2 separate regions of the Mus musculus genome follow, and region 1 is linked to region 2. A link is a loop called in an ENCODE intact Hi-C map of the cell type or tissue named here. Cell type or tissue: left cerebral cortex. All regions are shown on one strand. Links, peaks and the distances in the headings refer to the core of each region. The heading gives the core; the rest is flanking DNA. Region 1 has its middle 130 kb from the start of Adamtsl1. Region 2 has its middle 39 kb from the start of Adamtsl1.

The links. A loop is a pair of places that touch in the nucleus more often than their neighbours do. Peaks named below come from ENCODE experiments on the same cell type or tissue, not always from the same donor. Only the 100,000 strongest peaks of a DNase experiment are listed, where the experiment ranks them.
Region 1: a loop joins it to region 2, with 12 times the contacts of the local background. A loop is called at or near these places in 6 of 42 quality-filtered maps.

Annotation. Positions count from the first base shown.
Region 1 is chr4:85,917,259-85,929,981 of GRCm38, reverse strand. It overlaps a transcript of Adamtsl1 not described here and the pseudogene Gm8949. Among named protein-coding and RNA genes, the nearest start is that of Adamtsl1, 130 kb to the left of the region's middle. In left cerebral cortex, for the core only: no CTCF peak of the experiment used is centred there; DNase peaks (open chromatin) are centred at 6,991 and 9,283; H3K27ac peaks cover 1,391 bases.
Region 2 is chr4:86,008,432-86,021,154 of GRCm38, reverse strand. It overlaps a transcript of Adamtsl1 not described here. Among named protein-coding and RNA genes, the nearest start is that of Adamtsl1, 39 kb to the left of the region's middle. In left cerebral cortex, for the core only: no CTCF peak of the experiment used is centred there; DNase peaks (open chromatin) are centred at 6,058, 7,320 and 10,862.

The DNA of each region.
Region 1 (12,723 bases), core at 2,310-10,309, 90 kb after region 2:
AATACAAGGACGAGAACCACGCCCTAGAAAAAACAAGAAGATAATCCCTCAACAAACCTAAAAGAAGACAGCCACAAGAACAGAATGCCAACTTTAACAACAAAAATAACAGGAAGCAACAATTACCTTTCCTTAATATCTCTTAATATCAATGGACTCAATTCCCCAATAAAAAGACATAGACTAACAGACTGGCTACACAAACAGGACCCAACATTCTGCTGCTTACAGGAAACCCATCTCAGGGAAAAAGACAGACACTACCTCACAGTGAAAGGCTGGAAAACAATTTTCCAAGCAAATGGTCTGAAGAAACAGGCTGGAGTAGCCATTTTAATATCGGATAAAATCGACTTCCAACCCAAAGTTTTCAAAAAAGACAAGGAGGGACACTTCATACTCATCAAAGGTAAAATCCTCCAAGAGGAACTCTCAATTCTGAATATCTACGCTCCAAATGCAAGGGCAGCCACATTCATTAAAGACACTTTAGTAAAGCTCAAAGCACACATTGCACCTCACACAATAATAGTGGGAGACTTCAACACACCACTTTCATCAATGGACAGATCGTGGAAACAGAAACTAAACAGGGACACAGTGAAACTAACAGAAGTTATGAAACAAATGGACCTGACAGATATCTACAGAATATTTTATCCTAAAAGAAAAGGATATACCTTCTTCTCAGCACCTCACGAGACCTTCTCAAAAATTGACCATATAATTGGTCACAAAATAGGCCTCAACAGATACAAAAATATTGAAATTGTCCCATGTATCCTATCAGACCACCATGGCCTAAGACTGATCTTCAATAACAACATAAATAATGGAAAGCCAACATTCACGTGGAAACTGAACAACACTCTTCTCAATGATACCTTGGTCAAGGAAGGAATAAAGAAAGAAATTAAAGACTTTTTAGAGTTTAATGAAAATGAAGCCACAACGTACCCAAACATTTGGGACACAATGAAAGCATTTCTAAGAGGGAAACTCATAGCTCTGAGTACCTCCAAAAAGAAACGGGAGAGAGCACATACTAGCAGCTTGACAACACATCTAAAAGCTCTAGAAAAAGAGGAAGCACATTCACCCAAGAGGAGTAGACGGCAGGAAATAATCAAACTCAGGGGCGAAATTAACCAAGTGGAAACAAGAAGAACTATTCAAAGAATTAACCAAACGAGGAGTTGGTTCTTTGAGAAAATCAACAAGATAGATAAACCCTTAGCTAGACTCACTAAAGGGCAAAGGGACAAAATCCTAATCAACAAAATCAGAAATGAAAAGGGAGACATAACAACAGATCCCGAAGAAATCCAAAACACCATCAGATCCTTCTACAAAAGGCTATACTCAACAAAACTGGAAAACCTGGACAAAATGGACAAATTTCTGGAAAGATACCAGGTACCAAAGTTGAATCAGGATCAAGTTGACCTTCTAAACAGTCCCATATCCCCTAAAGAAATACAAGCAGTTATTAATAGTCTCCCAGCCAAAAAAAGCCCAGGACCAGATGGGTTTAGTGCAGAGTTCTATCAGACCTTCAAAGAAGATCTAATTCCAGTTCTGCACAAACTATTTCACAAGATAGAAGTAGAAGGTACTCTACCCAACTCATTTTATGAAGCCACTATTCCTCTGATACCTAAACCACAGAAAGATCCAACAAAGATAGAGAACTTCAGACCAATTTCTCTTATGAATATCGATGCAAAAATCCTTAATAAAATTCTCGCTAACCGAATCCAAGAACACATTAAAGCAATCATCCATCATGACCAAGTAGGTTTTATTCCAGGGATGCAGGGATGGTTTAATATACGAAAATCCATCAATGTAATCCATTATATAAACAAACTCAAAGACAAAAACCACATGATCATCTCGTTAGATGCAGAAAAAGCATTTGACAAGATCCAACACCCATTCATGATAAAAGTTTTGGAAGATCAGGAATTCAAGGCCCATACCTAAGCATAATAAAAGCAATCTACAGCAAACCAGTAGCCAACATCAAAGTAAATGGAGAGAAGCTGGAAGCAATCCCACTAAAATCAGGGACTATACAAGGCTGCCCACTTTCACCCTACCTTTTCAACATAGTACTTGAAGTATTAGCCAGAGCAATTCGACAACAAAAGGAGATCAAGGGGATACAAATTGGAAAAGAGGAAGTCAAAATATCACTTTTTGAAGATGATATGATAGTATATATAAGTGACCCTAAAAATTCCACCAGAGAACTCCTAAACCTGATAAACATCTTCGGTGAAGTAGCTGGATATAAAATTAACTCAAACAAGTCAATGGCCTTTCTCTACACAAAGAATAAACAGGCTGAGAAAGAAATTAGGGAAACAACACCCTTCTCAATAGTCACAAATAATATAAAATATCTCGGCGTGACTCAAACTAAGGAAGTGAAAGATCTGTATGGTAAAAACTTCAAGTCTCTGAAGAAAGAAATTAAAGAAGATCTCAGAAGATGGAAAGATCTCTCATGCTCATGGATTGGCAGGATCAACATTGTAAAAATGGCTATCTTGCCAAAAGCAATCTACAGATTCAATGCAATCCCCATCAAAATTCCAACACAATTCTTCAACGAATTAGAAGGAGCAATTTTCAAATTTGTCTGGAATAACAAAAAACCTAGGATAGCAATAACTCTTCTCAAGGATAAAAGAACCTCTGGTGGAATCACCATGCCTGACCTAAAGCTTTACTACAGAGCAATTGTGATAAAAACTGCATGGTACTGATATAGAGACAGACAAGTAGACCAATGGAATAGAATTGAAGACCCAGAAATGAACCCACACACCTATGATCACTTGATCTTCGACAAGGGAGCTAAAACCATCCAGTGGAAGAAAGACAGCATTTTCAACAATTGGTGCTGGCACAACTGGTTGTTATCGTGTAGAAGAATGCGAATTGATCCATACTTATCTCCTTGTACTAAGGTCAAATCTAAGTGGATCAAGGAACTTCACATAAAACCAGAGACACTGAAACTTATAGAGGAGAAAGTGGGGAAAAGCCTTGAAGATATGGGCACAGGGGAAAAATTCCTGAACAGAACAGCAATGGCTTGTGCTGTAAGATCGAGAATTGACAAATGGGACCTAATGAAACTCCAAAGTTTCTGCAAGGCAAAAGACACCGTCAATAAGACAAAAAGACCACCAACAGATTGGGAAAGGATCTTTACCTATCCTAAATCAGATAGGGGACTAATATCCAACATATATAAAGAACTCAAGAAGGTGGACTTCAGAAAATCAAACAACCCCATTAAAAAATGGGGCTCAGAACTGAACAAAGAATTCTCACCTGAGGAATACCGAATGGCAGAGAAGCACCTGAAAAAATGTTCAACATCCTTAATCATCAGGGAAATGCAAATCAAAACAACCCTGAGATTCCACCTCACACCAGTCAGAATGGCTAAGATCAAAAATTCAGGTGACAGCAGATGTTGGCGTGGATGTGGAAAAAGAGGAACACTCCTCCATTGTTGGTGGGATTGCAGGCTTGTACAACCACTCTGGAAATCAGTCTGGCGGTTCCTCAGAAAACTGGATATAGTACTACCGGAGGATCCAGCAATACCTCTCCTGGGCATATATCCAGAAGAAGCCCCAACTGGTAAGAAGGACACATGCTCCACTATGTTCATAGCAGCCTTATTTATAATAGCCAGAAGCTGGAAGGAACTCAGATGCCCCTCAACAGAGGAATGGATACAGAAAATGTGGTACATCTACACAATGGAGTACTACTCAGCTATTAAAAAGAATGAATTTATGAAATTCCTAGCCAAATGGATGGACCTGGAGGGCATCATCCTGAGTGAGGTAACACATTCACAAAGGAACTCACACAATATGTACTCACTGATAAGTGGATATTAGCCCAAAACCTAGGATATCCAAGATATAAGATACAATTTCCTAAACACATGAAACTCAAGAAAAATGAAGACTGAAGTGTGGACACTATGCCCCTCCTTAGAAGTGGGAACAAAACACCCTTGGAAGGAGGTACAGAGACAAAGTTTGGAGCTGAGATAAAAAGATGGACCATGTAGAGACTGCCATATCCGGGGATCCATCCCATAATCAGCTTCCAAATGCTGACACCATTGCATACACTAGCAAGATTATGCTGAAAGGACCCTGATATAGCTGTCTCTTGCCAGAGTATGCCTGGGCCTAGCAAACATAGAAGTGGATGCTCACAGTCGGCTATTGGATGGATCACATGGCTCCCAATGAAGGAGCTAGAGAAAGTACCCAATAAGCTAAAGGGATCTGCAACCCTATAGGTGGAACAACATTATGAACTAACCAGTACCCCGGAGCTCTTGACTTTAGCTGCATATGTATCAAAAGATGGCCTAGGCGGCCATCACTGAAAAGAGAGGCCCATTGGACACGCAAACTTTATATGCCCCAGTACAGGGGAACGCCAGGGCCAAAAAAAGGGAGTGGGTGGGTAGGGGAGTGGGGGTGGGTGGCTATGGGGGACTTTTGGTATAGCATTGGAAATGTAAATGAGCTAAATACCTAATAAAAAATGGAAAAAAAAAAAGAATTTCCAAGAGACAAGGGACGGGAGCTAGGAGAAGGCTCAGTGGCTAAGAGCACTGGCTGCTCTTCCAGAGGAGTTTAGTTCAATTCCCAACACCCACATGGTGACACACAAGAATTCCTAACCCAAGTCCCATGGATCCTATGCCTTGTTTGGCTTCCAGTAGCACCAGGAACACAGGCTGTACCCAGACATTCATGCACACAAAAGACACATAAGACAAATAAACAAGTTATGCAATGTAGGCTATATCTTGTCATGGAACCATGGTGACTGAGAAGGATACTTTTTATTTTGAACCTTTTAATTTGGTACACCCTTCGCTTGTCAATCAATCAATAAGAAAACAATTTTAATGACTCATTACAGGAAAAAAATCAGAACTGCTTAACAGGGAGCTCACTTTTAGATATAGATGGGAGATGAAATAATCTATTATTGACATACAAAGCCAGAAGTCATGTGTACTTACACAAAAACCATCTTTGGTGTTCTGAGTGTAAAGGGAGAAAAGGCAAGCTCTAGATGGAAGAAAGATGAGACACGGACACACTTTAGAGGATAAAGATTCTGTGACTGCTGTCAGTACAGATGAAGTCTTGTGTGTTCTGTGGATATTCATCTGTGAGATGGCCAGATGATTTAAACAACAGTTCCTTTATGTAATACTATTCTCAGATCTCTCCTACAGTTACAGTATCTACCTTTTGACCCAAACAGTAAAATATGACCTGAGTTTACTGTGATTTCTTCTTTTAAGCACTTCTTCAACACAAGGAGGTGTGGTGTTAGCAACAAGCTCTTATGGTAGGTTATTCGGTTTACATTCAAAGATGCACTGAAGACAATGAGAAGTGATGGTTGTATGTTTTAAAACAAAAGTATATAGAGAAAAAAATGCGTACTTTAGAATAAAGGTGTGCTTTTTTATTTTGTTTTTATGAATTGTTCAGTCTTTCCAAGTGTATAAATGCCATGTTTTATGTATGAGAGAAGTACCAGAGTCAGTATTGAGCAATTTCACTATTGCTGATATCAGAAACCAACTACCAAGTGACAGATAAAAGATTTTTTATCTTGAAGTGCCAAAGGGGATACTCAGGGGGAACACCTGCTCAGAGAAGAAGTGGAGAGGGATGGGGGAAGGATTGTGGGAGACGGTGACTGGAGAGGAGGCCAGTGAGCAGGTTATAAAGTGAATAAGTAAATAAATATCTCCTTTTAATGAATTTAATGTATATGAGTGCTCTATCTGCATGTATACCTGCATACTAGAAGATGCATCAGATCCCTTTATAGATGGTCATGAGCTACCAATGTGATTGCTGAGAACTGAACTCAGGTCCTCTGGAAGAGCAGTCAGTGATCTTACCTTCTGAGCTAGCTCTCCAGGCCTTATCGCTGACTTTTTTAGTGGCAAAGACTCAAAGTTTCTTCATCAAATATGGTTTTAGGAAAACTTACACATATTCTTCTATACAGCAATGTCAAAATGTGTAAACAGTGTATGTTATTCCTTACATGGGCTGATTATGCTCCCCATAAAGAGCATAGACTGTCTAACATGAGAAAACTTTTTTTTAGTTGTTAGTTCAAGAGACTCCCCAAACACCATAGGCTATTGAAGTTGACCTTGGTTGCCCTCCAGAGGTTGAAGGTAAAGTCTTATTTCTGAAACATTATGTACTTCAGACACAAGACTCAGAAGATTCAAGTTAGATCTTACCTGAAAGCCTCTTCCCCAGGACTAAATTTCATAGAACTGGAAGATGCTGTGTTAGTTGCCAAGGGAGGAAAGGAACCAGGAGTCCTACCCTGCTATGAGGTCTATGAACCATAGCAACGACCTGCATGGCAAGATATACTCAGTGGCAATAGTAACACTCAAATCTTAGCAGTAACAAACAGCTATCTAATTGAACTTAAGATCTGCCCACGAGGAGGGACATCATGCCTGGTACTGAAAACCTAGTTACATACTTACCCATGGCTAGTGAGGTCATAGATCTTATAACCACGTATTGCTACTTTAATATGCTAGCACAATTCCTAGTTATATTCTAGATCCTTATCCTTATGTCTACAAGTAAGTCTATCTTGCACTACCTATCAAGGAAGATTCTCTTGCAGCAGAGATGGTCTCAGCAGACAGAGACCATCACAGAAAACCACAATTGGTTAAAATACAGAGAACCACTGATTGCGGAGTCCCCAGCCCTCAACAGATACATGCTAAACACAGTCTCTGCACTCAAGTGAAGTGGAAATTTCTTTTATTTTTGGAGAGTCAGTTGTGTCATGTGATGTTTTTCTGGAAACTGTCTTATGCGTGGATGTACTTTGCTGAAGCAGACATGTGGGAAGAGATGCTGAGAACAGATGGGTAGTGCTTTTCTGAAGGCAGCCTGGAAAAAGGGCATGTGATGTTTTCCTAGAGCAGATGCTTGAGAGAACACGTACTATTTGGAAAGGGTATGAAGATAACCCAGCAGACGGTGGATCATGCTGTGTGGTACTGGTTCACCTTGCCGTCCTTTACAAGTCATCCTTGGGCTTTGCTGATCCTAGTCTTCACTGATGATGCTCTGTGGTATTGGTTTACCTTGCCACTCTTTGCTGGTCATCACTTTTCATGACTTCGTAGAAAGAAATGCCACTAAAGAGCGTCTGGTGGTATTCCAGCAGCTTCTTGCTGCTTTGGGATGATTGGCAGAACCTCACAGTTTCTTCTGAATCAATCTGTCATTGCTGACTCCTGTATGGGGTTTGTAAATGGATTGAGCTGCTGCTGCTGATTACTGTGAACTTAACTGCTGGTATCTTGACAATGCAGATTGGATTCACCCCAAAGAACTATGTCTAAACAGGTCCACATCCTCCTTTGCCCTATCAACACGTCCACTACCTCTCTGGTGTGTGGTGGACTAGAAAGGAGGTTAAAGCATTTAAAGACCCTTATTAAAACTAGGTTTTGAAAAATATAAGCCTGCACCTAAGGCTCAGGAAACATCATGGAAAAGGGAATTGAAAGATTGTAAAAGCCAATGGCTGTATCTCCTAGAAATGACGGGAAAGGTACATCTACGATAGCTCAACAATCTGGCTGCCTAAAGAAGACATAAGCAGTGAAGACCAGTAGATGTGCTAATGTAGAAGTGGGGGTTCTCATGGCCTTATGCTTAGGCAAAGAACTATAGGCAACTAGAAATATGGAGAGGGAGAGAGGGAGAGAGGGAGAATCAGTCTTTCACGTGAAGGAGTCCAATAGCTTGTTATTCAATATTAAGTGATCAGGCCTGAGATCCTGCACATACAAGAAGGAATACTAAATGGACTTAGCAGGCTGCTCAGTATCTATCTATCTATCTATCTATCTATCTATCTATCTATCTATCTACTTATATAACTATAATAAAGAAAACGAGTCTCTCTCCACCAACCAAGCAAGATACCCAAAGGCCAAGGTGAAGAAGGTGACCTCCCTCTGCCCCCTGCCTTTGTCAAGAAACAGGAGGCCAAAAAGGTGGTCAATCCTTTGTTTGAGAAAAGGCCCAAGAACATCCAGCCCAAAAGAGATCTAACATGCTTCGTCAAATGGCCCTGCTGCATCAGGCTACAGTGGCAATGAGCCATCCTCTATAAGCAGTTCAAAGTACCTCCTGCCATTAACCAGTTCACCCAGGCCCTGGACAGCTACTCAGCTGCTTAAGCTTGCCCAAAAGTACAGGCTAGAGACAAAGGAAGAGAAGAAGCAAAGGCTACTGGCCGGTGCTGAGAAGAAAGCTGCTGAAAAAGGGGACTTCCCAACTAAGAGACTACCTGTCCTCTCAGCAGGAGTCAATACAGTCACCACCTTGGTGGAGAACAAGAAGGCTCAGCTGGTGGTGATTGCCCATGATGTAGACACTATTGAGTTGGTGGGATTCCTGCCTGCCCTGTGTCAAAAGATGGGGGTGATCTACTGCATCATCAGGGAAAGGCCAGGCTGGGGCGCCTGGTCCACAGGAAGACATGCACCACTGTTGCCTTCACACAGGTAAACTCGGAAGACAAGGATGCTCTGGCTAAGCTGGTGGAAGCTACTAGGACCAATTACAATGACAGATATGACAAGATCCGTCGCCACTGGGGGTGGGGGCAACGTCCTGGACCCTAAGTCTGTGGCTCACATTGCCAAGCTGGAAAAGACAAAAGCTAAAGAACTCGCCACTAAACTGGGTTAAATGTATACTAAGTCTTCTGTACATAAATATAATTAGAAAATTAGAAAAAAAAAAAAGAAAGAAAAGTAGACCATGAATTTGAGAGGGAGAAGTATATGGGGGGGGGGGATAAAAAAGAAATTTCGTTGAAACAAAAATTTAGAAAATAAAACCAAATAAATAAAATTCAAGAATTCTATTTTTTAAAGGTACAACTATTTTGTAAATTAAAAGTTATGACTGAGTCATTAAGCTGGAGATAAGAAAAAGAAATCTAAGTCACAGTAAGGCAACTCAACCAGGGTTCACTATTCAAGTCTTGAACAAAGGAGACAAGAAAAGTGGAATAGTCTTAGTTAAGCTTTCTATGAGGTCTACTGTCTGTTTAGCCACAGATGGTTGGGAAACCTGTTGTCTGAAGCAGTCTCTGTGATTCTATTTTTAAAGCAGTAGACTATTTCCTGCGCCCTCTTAGTCCTCCTTACGAATACACATTACCAAGTGTGGCATTTCATCATATTTCCCAAGAGTCTTAGAATTAAACACTGGTGATTTAAAATGTCTCTTACTCATGCATTTCTCATTGTGTCATAGATATGACTAATCACACCTGGCACGTGAAGCTCTGAAACATTAAGGAGCCCTCACCACCTCTGCAAGCTCTTTTTAAAAATACCTTTTGGACCACACACAGATTTTTTTTTTGATCTTTCACCTTAAAAGTTATTATTTCTCTCCTTTCAATGAACCTGGTGCTTTAAATCTTCTCCTGCCAGATGATGGAGTGTCCTTATTAATCCTATATATAAGGCATTTATTTCAAATTATACAATTCATATTTTGGCATGCCACTTATTATTAATGTCTCCTTACAATTTTAGCTATTTCAAGACAATGAAATTTCAAATATACTAAAAGTCCCTCCAGCATTTGAAAATGCAGCTTCTCTTCTATGATGAAGACACAGATAAGAGGTTTTTTAAAAAAAATGATAATATATTTTTATTAGATATTTTTTCATTTACATTTCAAATTCTATCCCCTTTCCTAGTTTCCTCTCTGAAAATCCCCTATTGCCTCCCCCCTCCCCCTGCTCCCCCAACCCACCCACTTCTGCTTCCTGGCCCTGGCATTCCCCTATACTGGGGCATAGAATCTTTGCAAGACCAAGGGCCTCTCCTCTCATTGATGGCCGAGTAGGCCATTCTCAGCTACATATGCAGCTAGAGTCATGAGTCCCACCATGTGTTTTCTTTGATTGGTGGTTTAGTCTCAGGGAGCTCTGGGGGTACTGGTTAGATCATATTGTTGTTCCTCCTATAGGGCTGCAGACCCCTTCAGCTCCTTGGGTACTTTCTCTAGCTCTTTAATTGGGAGACCCTGTGTTCCATCCAATAGATGACTGTGACCATCCACTTCTGAATTTGCCAGGCACTGGCATAGCCTCAGAGGAGACAGATATATCAGGGTCTTGTCAGCAAAACCTTGTTGGCATCTGCAATAGTGTTTGGGTTTGGTGGTTGTTTATGGGATGGATCCCCAGGTGGGGCAGTCTCTGGATGGTTCTTCCTTCAGTCTCAGCTATGAACTTTGACTCTGTAACTCCTTCCCTGGATATTGTGTTCTGCCTTCTAAGAAGGATCAAGGTATCCATGCTTTAGTCTTCCATCTTCTTGAGTTTCATGTTTCATAGCTACACGTACACAGTGATATGTCTCTAGTTCCGCTCAGACACAATTCTGTGTTTCCCTTACCCATTCTTTGAACAGAAAATTTTGAAGGTATTGTATCCAGATATTGCCTTGAGTCTTAGAATGCCATAAAAGTCAAAGACGGGGAATGCCAGTCCAGTGCACACCCGGCTCTATCCATTTACGGTTTCTAATCACACTAAAACTGTATCTCTTCAGCTGAAGAAATGCAAAGTCCTGTCACTGGGCTCTGCTTGTTACAAACCTGAGATAGTGAATGCCAGAACAAACTTCCTAGGACTTGCTTTTTCTTACCAAGCTGTCTTAGAGTCAAGAATATCCCAACTTTCCATTCAGGCAACATCGTCAATTAGGCTTAGACTCTTGAGTTTTCAAAGAAAAACAAAACAAAATAAAATAAAACTTCTTCATTTTGCTCATATTCCTTTTCAGTGCTCCGCTAATTCACCTTCACATCAACTGCACTATCCTGGTACAGGCTGCAGAGACAACTTCACATCAACTGCACTATCCTGGTACAGGCTGCAGACAGTTGGGAAGGGCTGGGCTCTCATTTTTTTTGTGTGTGGGATTTCATATTCCTTTTTAATTTTTCCAATGGACCAGCAGCAGCAGAAGCAGCAGCAGCTATGTATGCACTTTGAGATCTCTTTGAATGCCTGAAAGAATAAGGCCATTGTTTTAAGGTGTGCAGCCCAGAATGAGTCTGGTCCACAGAAGCAGCATAAATGGGATTCTGTGGTCTTGCACACCTGGGGACCAGGTGGAGATGGATCAAAACAGCCAGGAGAGGAGAGAGTGTGGGATGGACCATTTGTCATATTACCTAGACCCCTTTGAAAGTCACTCCCCCTCCTTCGCCTCTTTATGGGTATTTTTCCATTTCTAGCAACGCTGAAGCACAGCTAACCACAGCCTAACACCCACACTGGGCCTTTTGTCTTCAGAGAATTTAAATTTGGGCACAGTGTATTTGTGAAAGACAAATGCCTCAACGTGTATGTGGGACAGAAAATCTGTCCTTTAAGACATCAGGTGATAGGTGATGGACCCTAGTCCTGTTTTTAGGATTTGTGCCTGAGACAGGCCGATCCAGGAAAATCTGAATGCTGCCCTGACTACATGCCAACCCAGAGAAAACAAGTAAATGAACGACTAGGCTGAATTATCTGAGGCTGGTGTAAGACTCAGGAAAACTAGAAAAGGGTTCTAAGTTCTTCTCCTAGCAGAGAGCATTTTTGGGGGCTCTCATGAATGTCATGGGATTGTATTTTGATCTGACTAAATCACCCCTGTGATACATTAGCTCAGCTCACTCATACTGAGCAGGAACAGGGATTTGGTTGTCCAGAAAAACTCAGAGGCAGAGTCTGAGTTTAGGAGTTTGCATGCTTAAAGTGTCTTGTTCATGAAAACAACTGCCAGTATTCTCTGGGTAGTCAGTTAAATGAAGCCAGAAAATGAAGATAAGCAAGGCACAACTGTCTGAGATCATCATTGTTTGTAATGTGCCCTTACTGGGTTTTCTGTTTGTTTGTTTTTGTTTATTTGGTTTTTTTAAAAAAAAATTTTATTAGATATTTTCTTCATTTACATTTCAAATGCTATCCCAAAAGTCCTCTATACCCTCCCCTCACCCTGCTCTCCTACCCACTCATTCCCACTTCTTGGCCTCGGCATTCCCCTATACTGGGGCATATAAAATTTGCAAGACCAAGGGGCCTCTCTTCCCAATAATGGCTACATATGCAGCTAGAGACATGAGCTCTGGGGTTACGTCATATTGTTGTTTCACCTATAGGGTTGCAGACCCCTTCAGCTCCTTGGATGCTTTCTCTTGGGGGCCCTGTGTTCCATCCTATAGATGACTGTGATCATCCACTTCTGTATTTGCCAGGCACTGGCATAACTTCATACGAGACAGCTATATCAGGGTCCTTTCAGCAAAATCTTGCTGGCATATGCAGTAGTGTCTGCGTTTGGTGGCTCATTATGGGATGCAACCCGGGTGGGGCAGTTTCTGAATGGTCCATCCTTTAGTCTTAGCTCCAAACTTTTATGTTTGACCATGAAGTTAAGAATGATAGCTTCAAAGTAAGTCTCATTTACTGGAGACAAGTATGCTGTCAGTGAGGTAAAATGGGATGCCTCCAGAGAAAGACTTTAAGTTCCGGCCACATCATCACACATCAGTAAATGAA
Region 2 (12,723 bases), core at 3,014-11,013:
AGGAATGCACTGCCAAAGAACTTTCAAAGACATTTGGCTGTAAAACAGTATGGATCCACTGGAAAACGTAAAAAAAAAAGAAAGAAAGAAAGAAAGAAAGAAAGAAAGAAAGAAAGAAAGAAAGAAAGAAAGAAAGAAACTGCCAATCACTCATGACCTGCACCAGGGGACTCTGTATAGATGCAGGAGGGGGATGGGACTTTGGCACTCTAAGCGACTGCACATCTGAGGCAGGAGCTGGCGTCATCACCAGTGGAGCAGAAGGCAGCTGCCCAGCGTGTGCTGACTGCCTGCAGCCTGCTGTTTGGGTAAGCTGAGCACGGGTCCTCACTCGCTGAGCCTCTGGCTCCTGGCACGGGACTTGCAGCCAACAACAGCAAATGGTGGAGGCCATGAGGAAGCCTATGGGGCTGTCTCCCCTTCTAGGGTAACATTCTCGAGCCAAAGAAGAATTCAGTACAAGAGGGAGGTGAAGAAGGGACAAGCTTGAAACCCCAGGAAGGGGTTTCACAGTGGGAAGGTGGTTCTAACATCCTGCCTTCAGGTCCTGCTGACCCCAAAGGATATGCACCCATCACTACCCAAGGGACCAGGAGGCAGAGTTCAGTGCCTGTGTGTGGCTGTCCTGGTGGTGTTGGGTTCCCCCTGAGAGATCAAACAACAACGCTGTTAGTCTGAAGACAAAATGTAGCTATTGTCTTCAGGGAAGGCTCTGTTTTCATCAAAAGTTAAAATTTAAAACTAACAATACACCAGCGGATATGAGGCTCCCAACACACAGACAATAGAGGACTACCCGATCTGTGTTCATTCAGAGATGATGCACCTAACCCTCAAGAGACTGGAGGCCCCAGGGAGTTTAGAGGTTAGGTGGGGTGGGGGTGGGGGACATCCACGTGGAGACTGGATGTGGGGAGGAGGTGTGGGAAGTGGAACAGTTGGGGTGGACTGGGGTGTGTGTGGATAAAATATGGCGTGTAAAAAATAAACTAATTAATAAAAAGAAAGAAAGAAAGAAAGAAAAAAACCCAATTCTGACACCTCTCTGCTTTCTTCTTTTGTCCCTTTTCTGTTTCTTTCTCAGTTTTTCTGCCTCTTTGTTTCTTTCATGATCAAGTCCAGAAATGACCAATGACTGCTTTCTTGGAACTTAAGGCCAATGAAAATAACTTGATGCTATCTGCTTTGATGTTAGAATGAACACAGCATGGTATACCACTCGCCATCAGGCACACTCACAGTGGCAGAGCTTTTGCCTGCTCTCCACTGACTCACGGTGACCTGGCTCCTTTCCTTGTCACTCCAGCAGGCAGGGGGATTAGCAGGCAAGCATGTATCAGTGCCTGGGGAATGGTGCCTGGTCTTGGCACCGAGTGTGTATCAGTGTTAACAGCTGGTACATAAGTCCTGCTCAGTTAGGATTTAGTGGCAACATTCAGTCTGGGATTAGCCTAGCAAACAGGGTCGAGCTGTCTTCTTGCCAAAGCTGGGAAGCCCCAAAGGGCATGTGTTCTCCTGGGATTAATCCTGGTATTTAGGAAAATGCCTGCCTTATCACTGTTCTGGATCAAGGGCTTTGCCTCTTGATGAGAAGAAATGACTTCTAAATAGAATGTGATCTAGTGTTGGGGTCACCCTCTATACTCTGAAGACTATGGTCTGTAAGTTAGACACTACAGAGCCAGTTAGCTAAGGGAAAGTATCCAAGGAGAATTCAGGGAGGGAGGAATGGAGGGAGAAAGGGAGAGAAAGGGGGATAGAGGGGGAGAGGAGAGAGGGGTAGGGGAGGGAGAGAGGGGGAGAGGGAGATGGAGAGGGGGAGGGAGAGGGAGAGGGGAAGGGGAGGGAGAGAGGGAGAGGGAGAGGAGGAGGGGAGGGGGAGAGGGAGAGGGGAAGCAGTGGCATAAGGTAGGTCAGCAAAGAACTTCTGTAATCTCCTAAGGAGTTTAGACCTGGCCATGTTCAGTGAGACAGCAGTTAAGAATTGTAAGTAATTGTAAGTAAAATTGCGTAATACAGTATCCTAGTGCAGTGACTAAGAGCAGTCTCATTGGTATACACTGGGGATGGGTGATAGAGAAGCCAAATGAGAAGACTGGCATTGGAAGTAGAAAGAAGGGCTAGTTGCATTAGATAGTAATGTTACAACATTTACAGGACATAGAAATACTTGGACATGGTATACACAAAGAGGTAGATGAAGTAGAGGTTGGACTATAGCTGCTCCAAACTAGTGGACCAGATGCCACTGCTGCCACTGAGTTTGGCAACTTAAGCTGCAGATTTTCCAGAGGATGCTTGTATAAGTAGAGTCTAGCTTGGGAATGCATAGTGTAAGATTCCTGTGATGGACAGTACCCCTCAGTTGGAACCCCTTGGAAGCATTGCCTATACCCTTTCTGGAATTACAGTTCTTTTAGATGGTTGCCTATAGCTAGTGACTGGCAGTTGCCCAGATCCAATGCCCAGATGCTGGCTTCAGTCTATAGGACAACTTTGAGGTTATTTTAGCATTAGCAGTTCCTCTTACAGCTGGTTCCATTCTTGCAGTGGATCAGCTTCCTTCTCTGTATTCCTCTTGCCCTCCTTATGCTGTAACAGGTATATCTACCATGACAATTCCCCAATACCCTTCACAGGCAGCTCTTCATCACAAAAGGGGCCTCTAAGTGATTTCACTGAGGAGTGATAAAATCAAAAGTAGGTGGTTCTTGGAACTAAATATAGATTTTTCCAAGAGGAGGGAGGAGTTCATTATACCAATTACAACAGGTAAAGGAAAATGGGTTGAAATAACTGTTAAACACAAAGAGGGGACCTTGACAAAGGCAGTATAAAAGATCAGTGGGGAGAAGAAATGAACAATGGGCCAGAGACTTGATTCCCAGCTTAATTAATAAGAGGAAGTTGAGAACCAGGGTAGACTACTGTTAGAAGTCCATCTACAGAGGGTAGGAAAGAGAAAAGGTGGCTCACACTCAAGAACTTAGGATCAAGGGTGTTTCAAGAGCAAAGAGCTGAACTCAAGCCAAACATTAAAGCAGTACAGGTTGATGCCACTGGGAGAAGGAGGAAGCAACACTGGCTGTAGATGGGTAAAAAGGGTTTTAAAGTGGTAAGATGCTCAACTACACTCTCCAAGTCTGGCCCCAACCCCCCCCCCCTCACGCCCCCCTCCCCCACTGAACACTGACAGTCCTGTGTAGTTTTCATCAACTTCCATTCCTGATTTTATTTTTTACTAATCTCTTTTTAAGTAGTCCTCAACCAATCCAGACCCTCTAAGGTGCCCCCCCCCATTCTGTTTCTGTTGGACCTTGTCCTTGCCATTACTGGAGCCTCCATTCTAGTTCTACCCAGAATTATTACTACTTTAAATTTCTCCCAATTATTTTGGAGTAAAAGATCACAGGTTATCTAAGTACATTCTTCTTCAAATTTCAACTCACTTCCATTTTACCCAGGACTCCATGACCATAGTTCTCTAGATTTTAATTCTCATTCAATGCCAGTGAGGGCCCTCCCTACATTTGTAGAGTGCCCAGTCCAGAAGTGAACTCAAATGGTAAAGAATCATGCACATGAGAACCTTCAACCCTGGTCATGAATAGAAGGGATGATAGCAAATGGGAAGGATGCAGGCTAAGAAAGTAGGAGATGGTAGCAGAAGCTACAGTGAGTGAGTCATCTTGATGACTATTAACTACATTTCGAGTAGTGAACAGTCTACTCACAGTAAGCATTCCAATAATTAAGTACACTCCTCAGATACTATGGTCTTCAAGATAGGAATGATTTGGGAGTTGAGAACGCCATATAATTTTCTGAGCAATTTCTCAATCTACAAACATCCCTAGGGTGTACGCTATCATGTCACATCACTTTATTTTCTGAGACAAGGCCTTATCTGTCCAAGACTGGTCTTAAACTTACTATCTACCTAAGACTGGTTTTGAACTCCTAATTCTTGTGCTTCAACCTACAAGTTACTGGGATTACAGCTATGAGCCACTACATGTAGAACCTACTTTGTGTTCTTCTAAACCTTTATCAGTAACAAACATTTTCTGTTCTCATTTCCCCTGTCTTCTTACTCAAGATGACCAGGAACCTGGCTTTCTAGTTCTTTGCTGTAGGCAGAGAATAGTTCCTGGAACATGCTGATAGCAATACAGGCTTGCCCAAACTGAATTTTTATTTCCATAGTTGAGAAGTGAGCAGAAGTCTTATGTTGGGGCATCTCAAAATAATAGATGTTCACAATTAAGTTGCCACAGATGCCTGATTTTTCCATGAAAATGGGCTTATAGGTTCATGTCCCAAACATATAGAACACAAGACTTCCTTCTTTTAAATTAATGAGTTAATTAATTAATTAATTAATTAATCCACGTGTACATCCACGTGGATGTCCCCACCCTGACAGCCCCACATGACCTCTAAACTCCCTGGGGCCTTCAGTCTCTTGAGGGTTAGGTTCATCATCTCTGAATGAACACAAACCCAGTAGTCCTCTGCTGTATGTGTGTTGGTGGCCTCATATCAGCTGGTGTATGCTTCCTGGTTGGTGGTCCAAGAGAATTTGGACATCCAGTCTCTGGGGAGTTGTCTTGCCCAGTCTGAATGTGTTTTTTTCCCTGTGACTGTCCCCTCCAAAATGCTGCTGCTATGGCCTACCAAATGCCTTCCTAAGTTGAAGCCATCACATAAAGTTTCAGAGTTGTCTCATAGACAATTTATCATAACTCACCTGCCTGAAACACTCAAATTTACAGTTTCTAGCAGCTTCTTGTATTGTGGAAAGATATGAGTATAGCAATTAACATTCCCCTAAACAGCATTTCCCTAAGCACCTTACCGGCACACTTTGTAGAATCCATTGGTATTCCATGTTTTCTATGCCAGGACTTTTGTATTGTAGACCATGTCTGTTAGAGTTTTATGAGTCATTTGGTTGAAACTTGTAGAACTATTTGAAAATTCTCTCCGGCTTTACTGTTAACCAAATAGTTTAGAATCTAGCCAGTGTTTTGGGCTTAATTAGGGTAGTATGAATAAACTGAGTTTTCTGCTTAGATCCCTGGGATTAATATAAACCTGGTTATAAAATCGTGGCTTCCTTTTCAAATTGTGCCTTTAATTTGACCTTTCTGAATGGTTGCCAGTCAGTTCTGAGGTGTATCACTATTTTAAACATGTCCCTATTAGGGCTCTTAAAAGCAGTTTGGGTTTCCCAGTTTCATCTCATCAGAGTTCAACACTGCTTTTGTAGTCATTGCAAGTAATCAATCCATTGTATTCCTTAGGAAAGGCCAATAATGTATATACGAGTTCACAAAGTCCAATCTTTCACCCGAGGGAAGCTGGAACAGCTCTCTTATATTCTACTTCATGAAGGGATTTGTCCTTTTTAGTGGAAATAAACACATGCACAGTTAGCACTTGATTATTAGAGAATATGTATTGATAATCAATTCTTGATCACCGAATGATCATAAGGTTTGAGGCCTGAAACAAATGGAGTTGTTTTTCACTGTGTGCTTTTCATTGTGATCAGAATGGTGGAAGCTGATTGGCAGCTCCTTCTCTACTTTCCTGACTGTTGCCAGCCCTATCTTAAAATAAATAAATAAATAAATAAATAAATAAATAAAAATAAGGGGGAAGTTAGTCAGTTTAAAAAGTCTAACTAGGTTACTTTACATATTTAACATGGTCCATGCGCCAACTTCATATAGAGCTCCACCATCATTTTCATTATGACATTGCTGTCTAGTGGGGGATGTGGCATGTTTAGAGAAAATCCTACTCTCCCTTAAGTTTTAATTTTTTTTTTTATCATAAAGTTTCAAAAGCACAGCCCAAATTGGAAAGAAGGGAGTGAGGGACATCTGCTGCTATCTGGAGATACCCTACTCCATAACTAAAGCGATTAGCGTTCATTTCAACACGTCGGAGAACAAAGATACTGAAAAGCCTGCAAAGGGTGGGCTCCATCAGCATTGCGAAATAAGGCACTCTCCTCCACACTGCTTAAGGAATTCCATATACATAGTAACTGTCAGCCACGCCATCTGGGTTCCCTTTTCTTCTTAAAGGAATGAAAGAAGTGGGCTCAATGAAGAAATGCCTTAAAATTAGACTTAAGGATAAAATAATGGCTAGCCCGAGGGAGAGACATATTAGTTTGGAGTGTCTTTTGGAAAGATACAGAGAACTGAGGTTCTTACCAGCACCGGCTGTGACTTTGATACAGACAGGTTCTATTAAACTAATCCTTGCCATTTTACTCGTGTGATAGTAGACTGAATCAGCAGATAACATTATGATGATTCCTAATGCTCAGGTGGATACAGTCCATCTTTCCACACCTCACATTGGTTCCTTTTAATAACAATCATGTGAGTAGCAAAAAATTATTGGAATTCAAAAATAAAATGAGAATAAAGTCTTGGACTCCAGATTGATTTTCTCTACTTAGCATTATTTTTTTTTAATCCCATGATTATTATGTTTGATTTGAGAACAGTTTTTGATAATTCTTGGTAGTCTGCTATGGAACAAAAAGGAAAACCTACCCAACTCAACATTTACAGGAACATTTCCTATTGTCTGGGCTCTCTGTTAGTAAATCAGGGCCAATATAAAGCAGTATAGAAAAGACTCCATACTTTATCTTGTCAGCATTTTTATTTAATTAAAAACATCATCTGTAGCTGATACCTAACTGAGATGAGTAGATTCCAAACATTTGATCAATGAGTAGATCAAGTGAGATCTATTCAGCTGACATTTTAGGAAAGGGTTCTATTGACTTTGTGTTTGGTCTCAAAAGAGTATACTATCACCTAATACACAAGGGACAAGGCTGTTCCTATGGAAGTGTTGAAGATTTTTGGTTTTCTAACAACACTTTAAATGTCAGAGGTTTTATTGGCTGATGAGAAAGATGGCAATTACATATCACATGATCTGCACATCCTGCAGACAATAGTTGTCCTTCTTCCAATATAGTTTGGTTATCTATTAGTGCCACATTTGGGTCTGAGGAGCCTGAAAATCTGCTCCCCACATCAGTGCATGAATAGAGTTGGACATGAAAATAAAGCTGTAAGAAATGGGGGTAATAATGTGATGTACACAAAATGTGGGGCGAGCTGAGATGGAATAGAGGAAGACTTTATAGAGCAAAAATGCTGAGCCATTTTTTAAGAACCAGTGTTTAAGGAAGGTATATTTGGGCTCTGGAACAGAGGGAGTGTTTAAACATTTGGAACCATTATTGAAGCATCGGTCATCTTAAAAAGTGCTGCATTTCTCACTCCTGGAAGTGTTGAAGTACAAGTTGGTAACCATCTGCCAAGCAATGAGACACATGATTTAAGCTTTGCATCGCAATTTGGACTAAAGACCTCTAGTGTTGCTTCCAACTGAGTTTTGGAGTTTCTCAATAGTGTCTTGCATACAGATTCTCATCCCCATTGTAACTTCTTCCAAATCTTAAGGATCTGGGTCTTCAACAGTCTCAGAGGATGTCCATGATTGTCTCTGAATGAATGTGCAAAGACATACTTGGGGATAATGAGCCAGAGGGATACACTTTTAGCTTCTTCCAGTAATAGGATGTTTCCTGAGATTTGCCTCTAACAGGGCCAAATACTCCAAAGCCATCCAAGCAGTACTTGTTTGTGGTTATATTCTGAAATTATTACTTCAATATATCAACAAATAAAAGCACCTCGGAGCCATCGCTCAGCCCATATTTGTCCCCTAATTTGTATTTAATGAATCTCTTTTGATCTTGTGTAATAGAAGAGCAGAAGGTGGTAGGAAAGGTTTGGTGCATGTGTGGTGTTTACTCAAAGAACATGTTAGGAACGCTCTACATATCTAGCTACACAGCCTATTTGGCACTTGCTGAGTAGTGAATACATCTGGACAGTTTGGCAACATTTCCTCATCATCTCTGTGGGGGCTTAATATATGCAAACGTCACAAAACCCATCCAGAATCCTGTTTCATATCTACATAGATAACCCAAAAATCGTATAGGTTCAGTATTCCCAGCCACATCCAGCCCGAGTTAGAAGTACTAAGGAGCACTGGTTAGCAGTACAAATGGAAACTACTTCCTGCTTCTTTCAGGCTCCATTCAGAAAAGTTTGTTGACCCTTTGACTAGTACAACTTTCATTCCATCTTGAGGAGAGCCTGCCAGTATAAAGAACTTTCCCATAACCAGGGCAACTGAAAAACCATGGGCTAGCATATTCTTATTATGACTGTATAGTAGGTACAGACTTTCTTTTAATGCTGTGATGAGTGGAGCTCAGGGGAATTACACAGGTGGTCAGAATGGGATGAAACCTTGGGATGAGCCCATGAAACCCACTTAGATATAAATAAGCATGTGTCCAAAACATACTTTAGTTTTCTACGTATGGAACTTTTTCAAAGTCTGTACTAAAGATGCCTTCTTATTATTATTTGAGGACATTACTCTGAATTGTGAGCCTTTAATATAAACAATGTAATGGATGAAAATGCTAAACATGGCAGGAAAAAGTAACCAGAGATATAAAGCTCAGGAAGCTGATGTGATCCACAGAACACTAATGCTATTGGAGGAGGATTGCAGACTAGGTTCTGGTGCCTTGGCCATGGCATTCACAGTGTTGTTGATAGATCTGTGACACATCAACTGGTGCTTAAGAGTGCAGATGCCCAGTCCCACTCCAGACACTCTGGAGTACTATGTACCTGTCAAGAAGATTCTCAGGTGATTTCCATGCAGCTAAAATTGTACAGAAGCCATTGTTTTAAAACACAGCATCAAATCACTAGAGACTTTAAATGACATGATTTTTTTTTACATGAAAAAAGACGTCAGTGTATAAAAATGGAAATGAAAGGTGGAGATCCCATTTTCCCCTAAAGAGGAATGATAAGTTAGTAAGAGAATTATTTATGCCTAATGAATAAAATTAATGGTGTTCTGCATTTTAAATTACTCTTAATCTTCTTTCCAGGGTCCATAGAACCTTGAAAGTATTGTTCTTGATGACTCAACTGTAATTTAATTAGTAAGCTGAGATTCAACAGTCAGTTTGGCTTAAAAGCCTACCTGTTAGGCTATGTGCTCACGCAAACACATCATACACCAACAAGGAACTCTAAGCATCTTTAAAGATGCATCATGTGAAGTTATTTCTTCTTCCCATAACCAGAGAAAACTGGTTTATAATCACAATAAGATTTTTGCAAAAATACAGACTGAAAGCTATAAAAGGTATGAAGTCATAACCAGATTGACTGAGAGGTTATGATTTCCAAGCAAAGAGAATAATGTTTCCAAAAATAATACAGCTGATCTAGTGGCAAAACATATGTCATCATGAAATGCCAAGTTTATAGATGCAAATATATGTATGTGCATGCATGAATATGCATACATGTATATAAAATACTATGTGCTTTAAACTGCTATGAAGTAATGGGGGTAGCAATTGGTCGCAGAGTTTGTAATAATGCTATAATTCAGACACACACCATTAACAATCTCATTGATAAATCATTGGAACTCATAACTGACTTTTGATTTACTTTTGTGTTGACTGTAGTTGTGACTCCAGGGAGTTGTTTATCCCTGACCATTTTAGTGAGGGGCAGCACTAGCTAATCTGCTCAGTTTCTGAACTTTAGGAGTTATGCTTTGAATTAAGGAAGATTTATGAAGGGAGCAATGGCCTTTTACGGATTACATACGAAAGATCAGAATGAGTAAGAAAGAAGGCATTCAAAAGAACTGAGGCTTTTTATTTATGCACATTAAAGAAACACACAGTCAAAATGGCCCCAAATCCAGTATATTGCCTCATTTTTATACATTGAACAATTTATCTCTTCTTATTTAGATACTACTGCTTGAATATGTTTAATTTTGAAAACTGATGTGTTCTAATTCTCATTATCTAATTTCTCTCTCCCTCTGTCTCTCTCTCTCTCTCTCTCTGTCTGTCTGTCTCCCTATCTCTTTCTCTCTCTCCCTCCTCTGGTCCTCCCCTCTCTGTCCCTCCTCTTTCTCTCTCTGCCTCTCTCTTTATGTCTCCCCTCCTCTCTTTTTCCTTCTTCCCCCCTCTCTTTCTCCCCCCGTCCTTCTCTCTTTTTCTTGGCAAAAAGGAGAATCCTTGTAAGCTTCAGGAACCACGTAACATATCTTTGATATTGTCTTTAATGCTAAGTCTAATGCCAGGTATATGACAGATTTTACAAAAGCCTATTGAGTTTTGTGGAAAAATTATATAATGATCTAAAATTGCTTTACCATGCTTGGATGACTGGAAGATGTATAAAACAAAAGGTAACCCTCACATAATCACCTTGATTGGTGTGTGTTGGGGGGGTGGGGTGGTGGCGTGCAAGGTAGATGGAAAAGAAGGTAGCCAACTGTCTGACAGTTCTGGTGGAGCAGAACTTTGAGATATTAGATATCAAAGATCTCAGCTAGACACAGAGAAGGAAGGGGCATGCTACTAAGCACAGACCATACCTTTGGAACATAGTAATGGGAAAGGAGGGAAAGCTGAGTGGATTTCATCATCTTTCTATTCATCTTGAATGGCATAGCAGGCTCTGCCCCTGCTTTAGAGCAGAGAGCCAACAGAGCCAAGAACATAAATAAAATGTTTTAGCTAATGGAAAAGGTCCAGCAAACTGTAACCTAGAGGAGTTTGTGCTTACCTCAGGAAGCTTGCAGGTAGGTCCTGGGCTCCTGTCAGGACATGAACATCTTTTGAGACTTTAAGAGAGCAAGAAAAAAATGGGGCCAGTGCTAGTTAGATATTCTAGTGCAAGCCAAACTGTGCTACAATGTTGTTAGCCAAGAGGTGCCAAATTGTTGAGGTTCTAAAAAATTCAATTGCTCTTCTGAACACCCCCTGATTTACTTTGTACAGCTCAAAAGCATATGCTATGGTAACTTCTAGAGTTTGTTTTGATATAAAAGTCACATTTTGTAATATTCTTGTTAACTATGAAATAGCCAGATTACCTGTTCTCTTAACCCATGAAATTGCTTTCAGCAAAATCTACAGGAATTATCTCTAGAGTGACACTCGGGAACACCCACTCAAAGTATATTTGAACTGAGTGTGGTGGTGTATGCCTTTAATCCCAGCACTTGAGAGGCAGAAGCAAGCAGATCTTCATGAGTTTCAGGTAACCCAGGGCTATAGAGTGATACCCTGTTATAAAATCAGTCAGTCAAACAACCAAAAATACTGCTAAAGAATGAAGGTATATCCTATTAATTTGACTATATCCATATTTAGTGATTCAGCCACATAATACAAATCTAAGTGGGGAATCTGTCTAATATCATTGGTAATTACCAAGTCTATTTTTAAGTAATTGAGAATCCCATGCACATTTAAACTCATTTTGTTCAGTTGTACTCTAATTCTATGGAGATTCCTATGTTATATCCTATGTTATATCTCCAAACATATCTACCTGTCCTTCCTTCCTTTCTTCTTTTAGTTTCTTCTCTCTCTCTCTTTCTTTTTCTCTTTCCTTCCTTCCTTCCTTCTTTCTTTCTTTCTTTCTTTCTTTCTTTCTTTTCTCTCTCTCTCTTCCCTCCCTCCCTCCCTCCCTTCCTTCCTTCCTTCCTTCCTTCCTTCCTTACTTCCTTCCTTCCTTCCTTCCTTCCTTCCGTCCTTCCTCCTTCCTCTTTCTTTTCCCTTCCCTTCCCTTCCCTTCCCTTCCCTTCCCTTCCCTTCCCTTCCCTTCCCTTCCCTTCCCTTCCCTTCCCTTCCCTTTCTTCCCTTTCTTCCCTTTCTTCCCTTTCTTCCCTTTCTTCCCTTTCTTCCCTTTCTTCCCTTTCTTCCCTTTCTTCCCTTCCCTTCCCTTCCCTTCCCTTCCCTTCCCTTCCCTTCCCTTCCCTTCCCTTCCCCTTCCCCTTCCCCTTTCCCTTTCCCTTCCCCTTCCCCTTCCCCTTCCCCTTCCCCTTCTCTCTCTCTCTCTCTCTCTCTCTCTCTCTCTCTCTCTCTTTCTTTTTTTTCCTTTTTTTGAGATTGGCTATCACAATATAGCCCTGACTGCCATGGAGTTCAGAGAGTTGTATCTACCTTTATCTCTGAATGCTGGAATTGAAGCCATCATGATGCCTGGCTATAACTTAGGGGGATAAGTAATAAACTTAGTAACAAAAATGAGGAGTTGATCAATTCTAAATTTTATTCTCAGCCATCCTTGAAACACTTTAAATAGTATTTTTAATCATTTTATTATCTCCCTTAGTAACATAATTTACAGCTAACTGACCCTACTTAAACCATAGGCAGTCATCTAAAATTGTTTAGATTATCTGAATAAAAATTTACTTAAATCTCCCAGAGCTTTAAAACCCCAGAACATAAGCTTTAAAGATATAATTTCAAGAATCATGACATTGAGGTTGCACAAGGGGCAGGGGGATCAGGAACAGGTGACCCTAGAACATGTAGCCACAAAACTTCAACAACCTGGTTGAGATGTGCTATGGCTTAGTTAATGGTGGCATCTCTTTGCTGGCCCAAGTTATACTAGCATCTGACCTAGGAGACAAAAGCAGTCTGCCAGCACTTGATCCTCAGAAGCCAGGTATAGCCAGAAAGTGGTGATCGAATTCACAGACATGTCTGAAAGTCTGCAACAGTATTCGGTGGCATATGTTGCCAGGCATTGG